3 separate regions of the Homo sapiens genome follow, and regions 1 and 3 are each linked to region 2. A link is a contact called in ENCODE Hi-C or POLR2A ChIA-PET data. All regions are on one chromosome and are shown on one strand. The core of a region is the stretch at or near the end of the contact, and the rest is flanking DNA. Distances in the headings are between cores, read along the strand shown.

What was found. Hi-C counts contacts between places; a loop is a spot of excess contacts on that map. ChIA-PET counts read pairs that join two places held with the same protein, here RNA polymerase II (POLR2A). Pooled maps may share reads with other maps.
Region 1: a loop to region 2 is called in a pooled map, with 2.1 times the contacts of the local background. The contact joins two enhancer-like sites. A Hi-C loop is called at or near these places in 1 of 50 pooled maps. POLR2A ChIA-PET finds 5 or more read pairs at or near these places in 3 of 52 experiments (activated CD4-positive, alpha-beta T cell, activated T-cell and endothelial cell of umbilical vein).
Region 3: a pooled map shows a loop between it and region 2 (2.8-fold over the local background). The contact joins the promoter of LINC02324 here to the enhancer-like site in region 2. A Hi-C loop is called at or near these places in 2 of 168 maps with a recorded cell type or tissue (GM12878 and breast epithelium), 8 of 37 single-sample maps with no recorded cell type and 9 of 50 pooled maps. POLR2A ChIA-PET finds 5 or more read pairs at or near these places in 3 of 52 experiments (activated B cell, activated CD8-positive, alpha-beta memory T cell and activated T-cell).

What each region holds. Positions count from the first base shown.
Region 1 is chr14:65,242,302-65,245,414 of GRCh38, reverse strand. No RefSeq gene overlaps it. Among named protein-coding and RNA genes, the nearest start is that of LINC02324, 22 kb to the right of the region's middle. Within about 2 kb of position 1,279, at least 5 of the 41 ENCODE cell types and tissues checked have a DNase peak (open chromatin) inside an H3K27ac peak, as active enhancers do.
Region 2 is chr14:65,460,596-65,463,713 of GRCh38, reverse strand. All of the region lies in intron 2 of FUT8 (fucosyltransferase 8), which reads right to left. Among named protein-coding and RNA genes, the nearest start is that of MIR625, 8.9 kb to the left of the region's middle. RefSeq lists an enhancer at 1,660-1,709. Within about 2 kb of position 1,838, at least 4 of the 41 ENCODE cell types and tissues checked have a DNase peak (open chromatin) inside an H3K27ac peak, as active enhancers do; they include GM12878, where a contact is called at or near this core.
Region 3 is chr14:65,220,879-65,224,039 of GRCh38, reverse strand. LINC02324 (long intergenic non-protein coding RNA 2324) reads left to right here and starts at 1,693. Exons shown (of 4, transcript NR_103769.1): 1 at 1,693-1,821. RefSeq lists an enhancer at 1,221-1,360.

The sequences.
Region 1 (3,113 bases), core at 30-2,529, 220 kb after region 2:
TTTTTTCTTTTTTTTTCGAGATGGAGTTTCACTCTTGTTGCCCAGGCTGGAGTGCAATGATGTGATCTCGGCTCATTGAAACCTCCACCTCCCGAATTCAAGTGATTCTCCTGCTTCAGCCTCCCAAGTAGCAGGGATTACAGGCACCGGCCACCACGCCCAGCTAATTTTTGTATTTTTAGTAGAGATAGGGCTTCACCATGTTGGCCAGGCTGGTCTGGAACTCCTGACCTCGGGTGATCCACCCGCCTCAGCCTCCCAAAGTGGTGGGATTACAGGCGTGAGCCACTGTGCCCGGCCTCTTCCTCCAACATTTCAAACCCTCCCTCTCCTGCCCCATGTCCAAGCCTAGCTGCACTTCTTTTAAAAATCCTGAATTAAGCTCAGATGACCCTTAGCACTCCCTCTACTCCTGCTTTCCCCTTCCAGAATTCTCTCCAGTTATATATAACTGCTGACTTCACTCCTCACATATCTGCTCATTTCTCAGATCCTGACAGTAGAGGGTCCAACCTCTATCACTTTCCAGAAACTTCAGATATTATGAATAATCCCCAACTGACCAGCCCTATGCCTCATCAGTCCTCATGTTCTTCGCTCCATGATACTGGGCCTGTGTTGCCTTCCCTGTCTCTGGATGGACCCCTCTTTCCCATTGACTCCCGTTTCACTGCTCTGCTACTGCTTTTCCTTACTCCATAGCCATTCCCCATCATTGCTTGGTGGCCTCAAGGAAAGTCTGGAGGACACCAGATAGAAACACCCCAACTTCTCACCTGCAAACCTGGAAATTCATCGTAACCGGCATTTCATTTTTCTGGTTAAAATGGAACTTGTCTCTTTACTGACTTGAGCCCATTCCTCCATCTTGAAGGAAATCTCATCTCCTCCCATCTCCTCACCTCTCTCTAACAATTATCCTGTCATCTTGTTGAGTCTTTAATCTCCTCTCTGCTGTTCTTTCTCAAAATCATGAAAAAATCCATAAGTCTCCATCTCTTAAAAAAAATACTCTTGTTTTCACTGCCTTTTATACCTAATTCACAGTCAAACTTCCTGAAAGGGTCATGTATACTTCTTATCTCCCCTTACACCCTTCCTTGTCACTCCTCTGTCCTCTGAAAACAGTCTCCTCAAGATTACTAATGACCTCCGTGTTGTCCAAATCTCTTGGACTTTTGTTGCCCCTTTGAGTTACTCTCAACAGCTTTGACATTATTCACCACTTCCTGCCTCTCCTCGCCCAGCTCCTCCTCCTGCCCTGACTGCTTCCTCTCTGTGTCCCTGACATGCCCCTCTCTCTCCCTCTCTCTTTTCTCTCCCTCTCTCTCCTCCCTGTCTCTCTCTCTCCCTCCTTCTGTCTCTCTTTCTCCTGTGCAGCAGTGACACTCCCTGTGCTCCTTGGCTTTCTGGCTTGGGCCTTCTTCTTCCCTCACTTTCCCCGAGTGATCTCATCCACTCCTTCACTCCACAAATATTTACTGAGCACACACCACGAATCAGGCAAGGTTCTAAGCCCTGAGGTATCACAATGAAGAAGACAAAGTCCCGGATGTTATAGAGTTCACATTTACCAAGGTGTCAATTCTGTCTGGATGCCCGTGACACCGAGCTGTCTCCAGCCCAGATCTTTCTCTCCTGTCTGCTTAACACCTCTACTTGGACATCCCACAAAAAACGGGACTTGTCCAGAGGTAAAGTTTTCATCCTTACTGCCTTCCGGACCAGCTTATCTTCCTATCTCGATTACCCAAACCAGGAGCTGCTCTTTGCATTCATTTGTCATCTTTGATTCTTCACTTTCATTCTCCCCTTCAATCCAGCCTGTAACGAAGTCCTGTCAATTCTACCTCCCAATCCTCCTAAATGCCTCTAGAATCCATCCACTGCTCTTTACGCCCAACACTATTACTCTGACTTAGAGCCATATCCCCTCTTCCCTGGTTCCCACCAGGTGACCCTCTGGTCTTATTCTCTCCCATGCCACACCCTTCAATACATTGTCCGCACTGCAGTCGGAGTCATTGTCTAATGTACCTACAGAACTGATCTCACGACCTCCCTGCTTAAAATTCTTCATTGCCTTTAAAATTAAAGCCAAACCTCTTATCATGGCCCCTGCCTACTTCTCAGTCCTCTCCCCCACCACCCACCTCACTCTCACACACTTTACTGTGTGTGTCTCCTGACACACACAGTAAACTTTTTTTTTCAGTGCCCTGGATGTGCCACATTCCCTCACAACTCCGAACCTTGAAAGTGCTGTTCCTTCAGCTTGGAAGTCTTCCTCACTCCTGACCCGCACCACCTCACCTGGCTAACTCCTATTTACATCAGGCTCAGCTCAGAGGTAACCTCTAGAGCACTTTCCATTAAGGCTGTCGTCTGTGGCAATTGCCCTCCTATGTACTTCCATGTCATCTTGTATTATCCACTCTATTATGATCATCTGATTTCACTGTTTATTTTCTGCGTTCCTCTTCCATGAGACTGTATGCCACAGGAAGGCAGGAACAAAGTCCACATCACTCATACTGTGTCATTGTGTTTCCAGTCTTCAGAAAATACCAATCAAGAAATAACTGTCAAAAATGAATAGTTTCTTGCCTCCCTCCTCCTGCCCTCTAAGTGCAGACATTGCTTAAGATTCATGTTTTCCAGCTTTGCTCGATTTCCTTCTTTATATTTCATGGATTCCTATTACTTCAGTGATTGGATATGTGTGAAGAAATCTCCAATCTACCCCCAAGCTAGATAGCTCTCAGCTCCCAGACTGCATTTCCAATCTCATGCTAGACATTCATGCTTGTAGGTTTTTCCATCATCTCAGATAAAAGATATAAAACATTAAAAGCATGCAAAGGATATATGTGTAAGGATGTGCAATGCAACATTGTCTATAATATAGAAAAATTGGAAACAATCCAAATGCCCATCAAAAGAGAATTGGGTAAATAAACTGTGTACCACTGTGCAGACTAGAAAGATTTATATATTGATGTGAAAAGATGTCCATGATATACCGTTCAGTAAAAAAGCAGCTTCATCTGTGTAAATACATACAGTGCTCTTTTGAATAATTTTCCCTTCCTTTGATCCCAAAGTCAATGATA
Region 2 (3,118 bases), core at 589-3,088:
GCTTGGATGATCAGCCACCATGGCCCCAGGAATGAAGAAAAAAAGAAAATCTTCCCAACAATCATCAAAACAGCCCACACCAAAAGTTCAAGTTACTTTCTGAGTAACTCCTTAACATTCTTTTCTTTAACACTAAGAAAATATATTAGCCAGGCACGGTGGCTGACTCCTGTAATCCCAGCACTTTGGGAGGCTGAGGTGGGGAACTGCTTGAGCACAGGAGTTCAAGATCAGCCTGGGCAACATGGCAAAACTCCATCTCTACAAAAAATGCAAAAAATTAGCCAGGCATGGTGGTGTGCACCTGCAATCGCAGCAACTCAGGAGGCTGATGTGGGAGAATCACCTGAGCCAAGGAGGTCAAGGCTGCAGTGAGCCGTGACTGCGCCAGTGCACTCCAGCCTGGGCAATAGAGTGAGGCCCTGTCTCAAAAAAATTAATAAAGAAAGATAAAAAATTCTCCTACTCTTTTAATTGACTAGAATAGAAATGTGAATAGAAATATGATAGAGGTATATCTTTTTATTATTGTAATTATGTCTATTTAATTTCTATATTCTGTCTGTTTTAACACATTTTATTTCAGGTATTGCTGGAGTGTTACTGCTAATTCTATATTCTAATGTATCTTCTAAAATTAATTAAATACATTACCATTGTTACAACATGTAGTGAGAGTCTCTGAATTGCCCAAATATCCACTATGAAAACACTTAGTACAATTTGTGTGTGATGGAAGGGCTACATACAGGAAGATCCTTAAGTTAAGTGGTGAGACAATCCTATCTCCCCCTGGTATATGGTTTTGAATTTCTTCCATATGGAATTAATAAAAATCCGTCCTTTCTCCTACTTCAGTAACTTTTGTCCAGATCTAAAAACATTGGTTCAACCTGTATTTATACTTATCATCAATATGTAGTCATTGTTCATTTGTAACTTCAAAGAACAAGCACATACATGACCACAGGGGGTTTTGGTAGTACCAAAGAATTTTTCAGTGCCCACAATATCTCTGTGCAGTAATTATTACATACTTTCAACATGATTCAAACAAAGAATTCAAATACGATACTACAGTGACCTATTTAAAACGCAAAGAAAATTCAATAGCACATGATTCACTTACACCTAGAATTCTAACACCATGCTCCACCTCACAGTACTATTACCATTCTCTAGTAAGAATTTTTCTAAAATCTCTTGACCACAAGAATGACATGACAGACAAACGTGGGCAATGAAGGGGGAAGGGGAACCACATTCTCATATTCACTTCAGGAAAGGTTATTTCATTTTATGAACTCAGCCTGAGAGTGCAGCATTTTTCTAACTTTAAGTGACCTGAAGAATGCTCTTCTTCCAAATACACTATTCAAGTTGAAAAACAAAATGGTAAGTCAGAGAGATCAGGGCAAACATCATGTTTACCTAATGTCTTCATTAATTAGCTTCACCCAAATAAACAAATTAATTTACGCAAGCTACATTCACAAGTTAGAGCCTATCTGATTAGCACTTAAAGCATTTTCTATTCCCTTTTTGTGACTCCAACAAGACTAATATTAATACAGTATGTAGCAGCCACTCAACATTATAAAACTTCAGAATGTGAGAACTAGAAATGTCTTAAAGATCATTTGGTTTACTCTTCTCTTCCTCAGGCCTCAAATTTTATCTATGAGGAAATTGAAACAAACCCAATAGTCCCACAGACTGTTCTTTTGGCACAAAAAGTATCAAAGAACTGAAACCAGATCACCCTACCAGATGCCAGACCCCTCATTCACCATTATTGCTTCCTCGCCCCTCCTCCCAAGTTCCTGTTTTCTTACACATTGTTAAAATCTATGTCTTCCCTGCTATATAAACCCTGGTTTTAGTCAGTCAGGGAGATGGAATTGAGACCAAGCTCCCATCTTCTCAGCTGCCGCCCCTGATTAAAGCCTTCTTCCTTGGCAATACTCATTGTCTCAGTGATTGGCTTTCTATGCAGCAAGCAGCAGGACCTAGACTGAACTCCTGGTGTATCAGTAACAAACTAATAGCTAAAGAAGACAGTAACTTTCTTAAGCTAGTTATTAACAGAGCAGAACTAAGGTACTCTGACTTCCAGACTGGTTTTCTTTCTACTATACCATGCTGTTGTCAAGAACTCTGAAGAACCTAAGATTTTACCCTACATGCAAGCTAACATCAGTCTGCCATAGTTTCATGGACACTGAGAGCAAACACTGTACCTACATACAGTTTGGGCACTGAAGACTGAAACTACATGTCCCCTATACTGAGTTAAATAAGTGTCCTCCCAAAATGTGTAACGGCTAGAAATAGGGTCTATGCAGATATAATCAAGTTGATATAATGTCATTCTGGATTAGGATGGACCCTAATACATGACTGGAATCCTTATAAGAAGGACATTTGAACACAAACACACACAGAGGGAAGATGTCATGTGAATACTGAGGTAGAGATTGGAGTTATGCTACCAAAAGTCAAGAAATACCAAGGATTTCTGGCATCCACCATAAGCTAAAAGAAGAAGGAAAGGATTCTTACCTAGAGCCTTCGGAGAGAGTGTGGCCCTGCCAACACCTTGATTTCAGACTGCTAACCTCCAAAACTGAAAGAATAAATTTCTGCTATATTAAGCCACCCAGTTTACAGTGCTTTGTTATAGCAGCCCTAGAAAACTAATACACACACACACAGCTTTCTAGGTACATTAACATGACTTTACCAGTCCACTGTCTTAATTAGCATAACTGCTATTCTAGGAGACAGCAGAAATATAATGTGATTGTTCATTACAGACCTTCTGGAAAGACCCATCAACTCTTCGGCAGTTTTCAAAATCTTACTGTTTCCACCAAACCTAAACTGTTTTATCATGATACCTACCCAATCCTAATCAAGCCTCATCGCCACCACTGAAAGATCCAACTTAAAACAAACTTCAAATTCTCAAATTTTGACCTCTCTAAGACCCTACCAAAGATTTTTTTAGGTGTTCTCCCTTACCACAATAAGCAATGAACTCAGCTTTGTTTTATCAATAGGATGTGTTAGTAGTGTAGCTGGTAAGCTAGCATCAGATAATCCTGGCAGAAGTTAT
Region 3 (3,161 bases), core at 444-2,943, 240 kb after region 2:
TGATCTGCCTGCATTGGCCTCCCAAAGTGCTGGGATTACAGGTGTGAACCACTGCGCCCGGCCAACCTGCAGTTGCTTTTACTGTGACACCTTAGTGTCCTCTTTTAGTTATCTAGTTAACAACCTTTTTTTTTTTTTTTTTTTTTTGAGACAGGATCTCACTCTGTTACTCACACTGAGTGCTGTGGAACAATCATGGCTCACTGCAGCATCAACTTCCGGGGCTCAAGCAATTCTCCTGCCTCAGCTTCCGGAGTAGCTGGGACTACAGACACACACCACCACACCCTACTAATTTTTTATTATTTGTAGAGATGAAATCTCACTATGTTTTCCAGGCTGGTCTCAAACTCCAGGACTCTAGTGATCCTCTCTCATCGGTCACCCAAAGTGCTGGAATTAGAGGTGTGAACCACTGTGCTCGGCCCCAGTAATTCTTACATTACCTTCTCTGTTCAAATAACAGATGGTGTTTTCTGTCCCCTGAGTGAGACACATCTCAATGAAAAAAAAAATGGAGAATTACAGTATCCCAGAGGACTTGCTGGGGTAAAGAATTAGTGAGGCCTCTAGCGAGGAAAGACTGGAGTAGTTGCTTAACGTTTTTTTTAAATTATTTATTTATTTATTTACTTATGTATTCATTTATTTCGGGATAGGGTCTCACTTTGTTGCCCAGGCTGTAGTGCAGTGTTGTCAACCCTGCTCACTGCAGACTCAAGCAGTCCTTTCACCTCAGCCTCCCAAGTAGCTGAGACTACAGGCATGTGCCACCAAGCTCAGCTAATTTTTGTATTTTTTGCAGGGACAAGTTTTTGCCGTGTTGCCCAGGCTGGTCTCAATCTCCTGAGCTTAAGTGACCCTCCTACCTCAGCCACCCAAAGTGCTAGGATTACAGGCGTGAGCCACTGTGCCTGTCCCGGTTTTTGAATCACAGAGCCCTTGGAGAAAGAGATGGAACAAAGGACTTTCTCTCTAGGAAATGTAAATGTCTATCGGCACATTGCCTACCTGCAACCCTTGCACTCAGTTACTCAATTTTAAGCGTTGGTGGACCCCAAAGCCCAGGTACTGATTCTTGTGGTAGAATGTTGGCTAGGTTGAGTCTCCATGTTGGAGGAAATCTAGTGGGCTCTCAGAGGCTGTTGCCTAAACCTAGGAAAAGTCGAACAAAAGATCTGTCAGTCCGGGGTTGCCAAGGAGCTGTCCTAGATTTTCAGACTCCCTGAATTTGAGTTAAATATCCTGACTGTAGACCTGCCAACCACCCTGGACTTGTAATTGCTCTTGCATCTGAGGCCTTAACAATGTGTCATATTCAACAACAACTATTTTACTCATGGGGGCCCCGCCAACAAGAATGAGCCTTCTGAAGCAGAGCCCTGTTTTCTAGGCCATCCTCCCCCAGAGGCCCCTGGCTGGCCCCAGGAGGCCCCAACCTTCTCTCCCAGTCCTTCAGTGCCACGTAGAGTGTAGTCCTCCTGGACAGAAAGGCGCGTCGCCATCTCCTGGCCGGCACTATTACTGCACGTCCATTTTCTAGAAAATTCCTGGCATCTGGGTTCTATGTAAACGTAAGAACTTTTCCTTTACTGTGAGTTAGCAATCCGGATGTGTTTTGTGGAAGATTATGCCCTAAGCCCTTAGAAGGGAGGACACTGAGTTTGGGAAAAGTCACTACCTCTGGGCTTCATTTTTTGCCCTAAGGCAATGAGGTTATCCTGATGCTGAGGAATCTATGGCAAATTTTCCTTTCTCCCTCAAACTATCCTGTCAACCTTTTCATATTAGAAGGCAGAGAATGGAAAATACACATACACAGTAAGTACCTGCTACATATCTTTATAGAGCTGTCCTATGTATATTTGTTTTTTGGTTCCATGTTGATCTTTTCTTATTAATTATTTTTTGTAGATACAGGGTCACTATGTTGTCCAGGCTGGTCTCAAACTCCTGAGCTCAAGCAATCTTCCCGTCTCGGCCTCCCAAAGTGCTGGGATTACAGGCGTGAGCCACTGTGCCCAGCCTCCATCTTGATCTTTTAAGTTATTTAGACATTGCTCAAGATATAAGACTGATTTTTCTCTCTATTGATTGAAAAAGGCTTTACTGTTTTATTCATTTATTCCACAAAAGGATTTATTCAATCAACTCAAAAATTGTTATGCACCAGGCACTTTTGAAGTACTAGGGATACAGCAATAAGCAAAACAGACACAAGCCATTCCCTCATGGAGCTTCTTCCCTAGTGGAGGAGATAGGCAATAAATAAAATGTGCAGCGTGTTGGCTGAAAGAGGATGTGGGCCAAGAGAAGATTTTTTGTCTATCTGTTTTGTTTTTTAAGATAGGAGAAATTACAGCACATTTGTCTGCAGAGGGGAATGATCCAGGAAAGTGGGAGAAATGATGATGCACAAGAGAGGAGGGACCGGTGGAGAGATGCCTCGAGGAGGTGAGGGGAGGTGGCATCTAGTGCACAAGTGGAGTGGGTGATGCAAATATTTATCAAGCCCCTGGCAGGTGTCAGAACCAGGGCTATGTGCCGGAGATCCAGCAGTGAAGAAAATGGACAGTAGCCCTGCCTTCTTGTAGATTTCACCCTAATTAGGAAGATGGACAATAAAAAGCAAACTAGGCTGGGTGCAGTGACTCATGCCTATAATCTCGGCACTTTGGGAGGCCAAAGTGGGCAGATCGCTTGAGGCCAGGAGTTCAAGACCAGCCTGGCCAACATGGCGAAACCCCATCCCTACTAAAAATACAAAAATTAGCTGGGCATGGTGGTGTGTGCCTGTAATTCCAGCTACTTGGGAGGCTGAGGCCTGAGAATCACTTCAACCTGGGAGGCGGAGGTTGCAGTGAGCTGAGAATGCGCCACTGCCCTCCAGCCTGGGTGACAGAGCAAGACTCCATCTCAAACAAACAAACAAAAAAACAAACTAATAAATGAGGCATAGTACTCATGGCTTGGGGTATGTGCTATGACAGAAACACAATAGACATGGAAATCCTCTTCGAGAAGTGTCATTTAGACTGAGTTTTAAAGTATAACAAGGAGATGTCCATGTGCAGAGCCCGAGGAAAGAGGATTTCAAGCAGAAAGAATAACAAGTACAAGACCCTGGGCAGGAAGAGCTTGGCCCATTTGCGCACCTGATT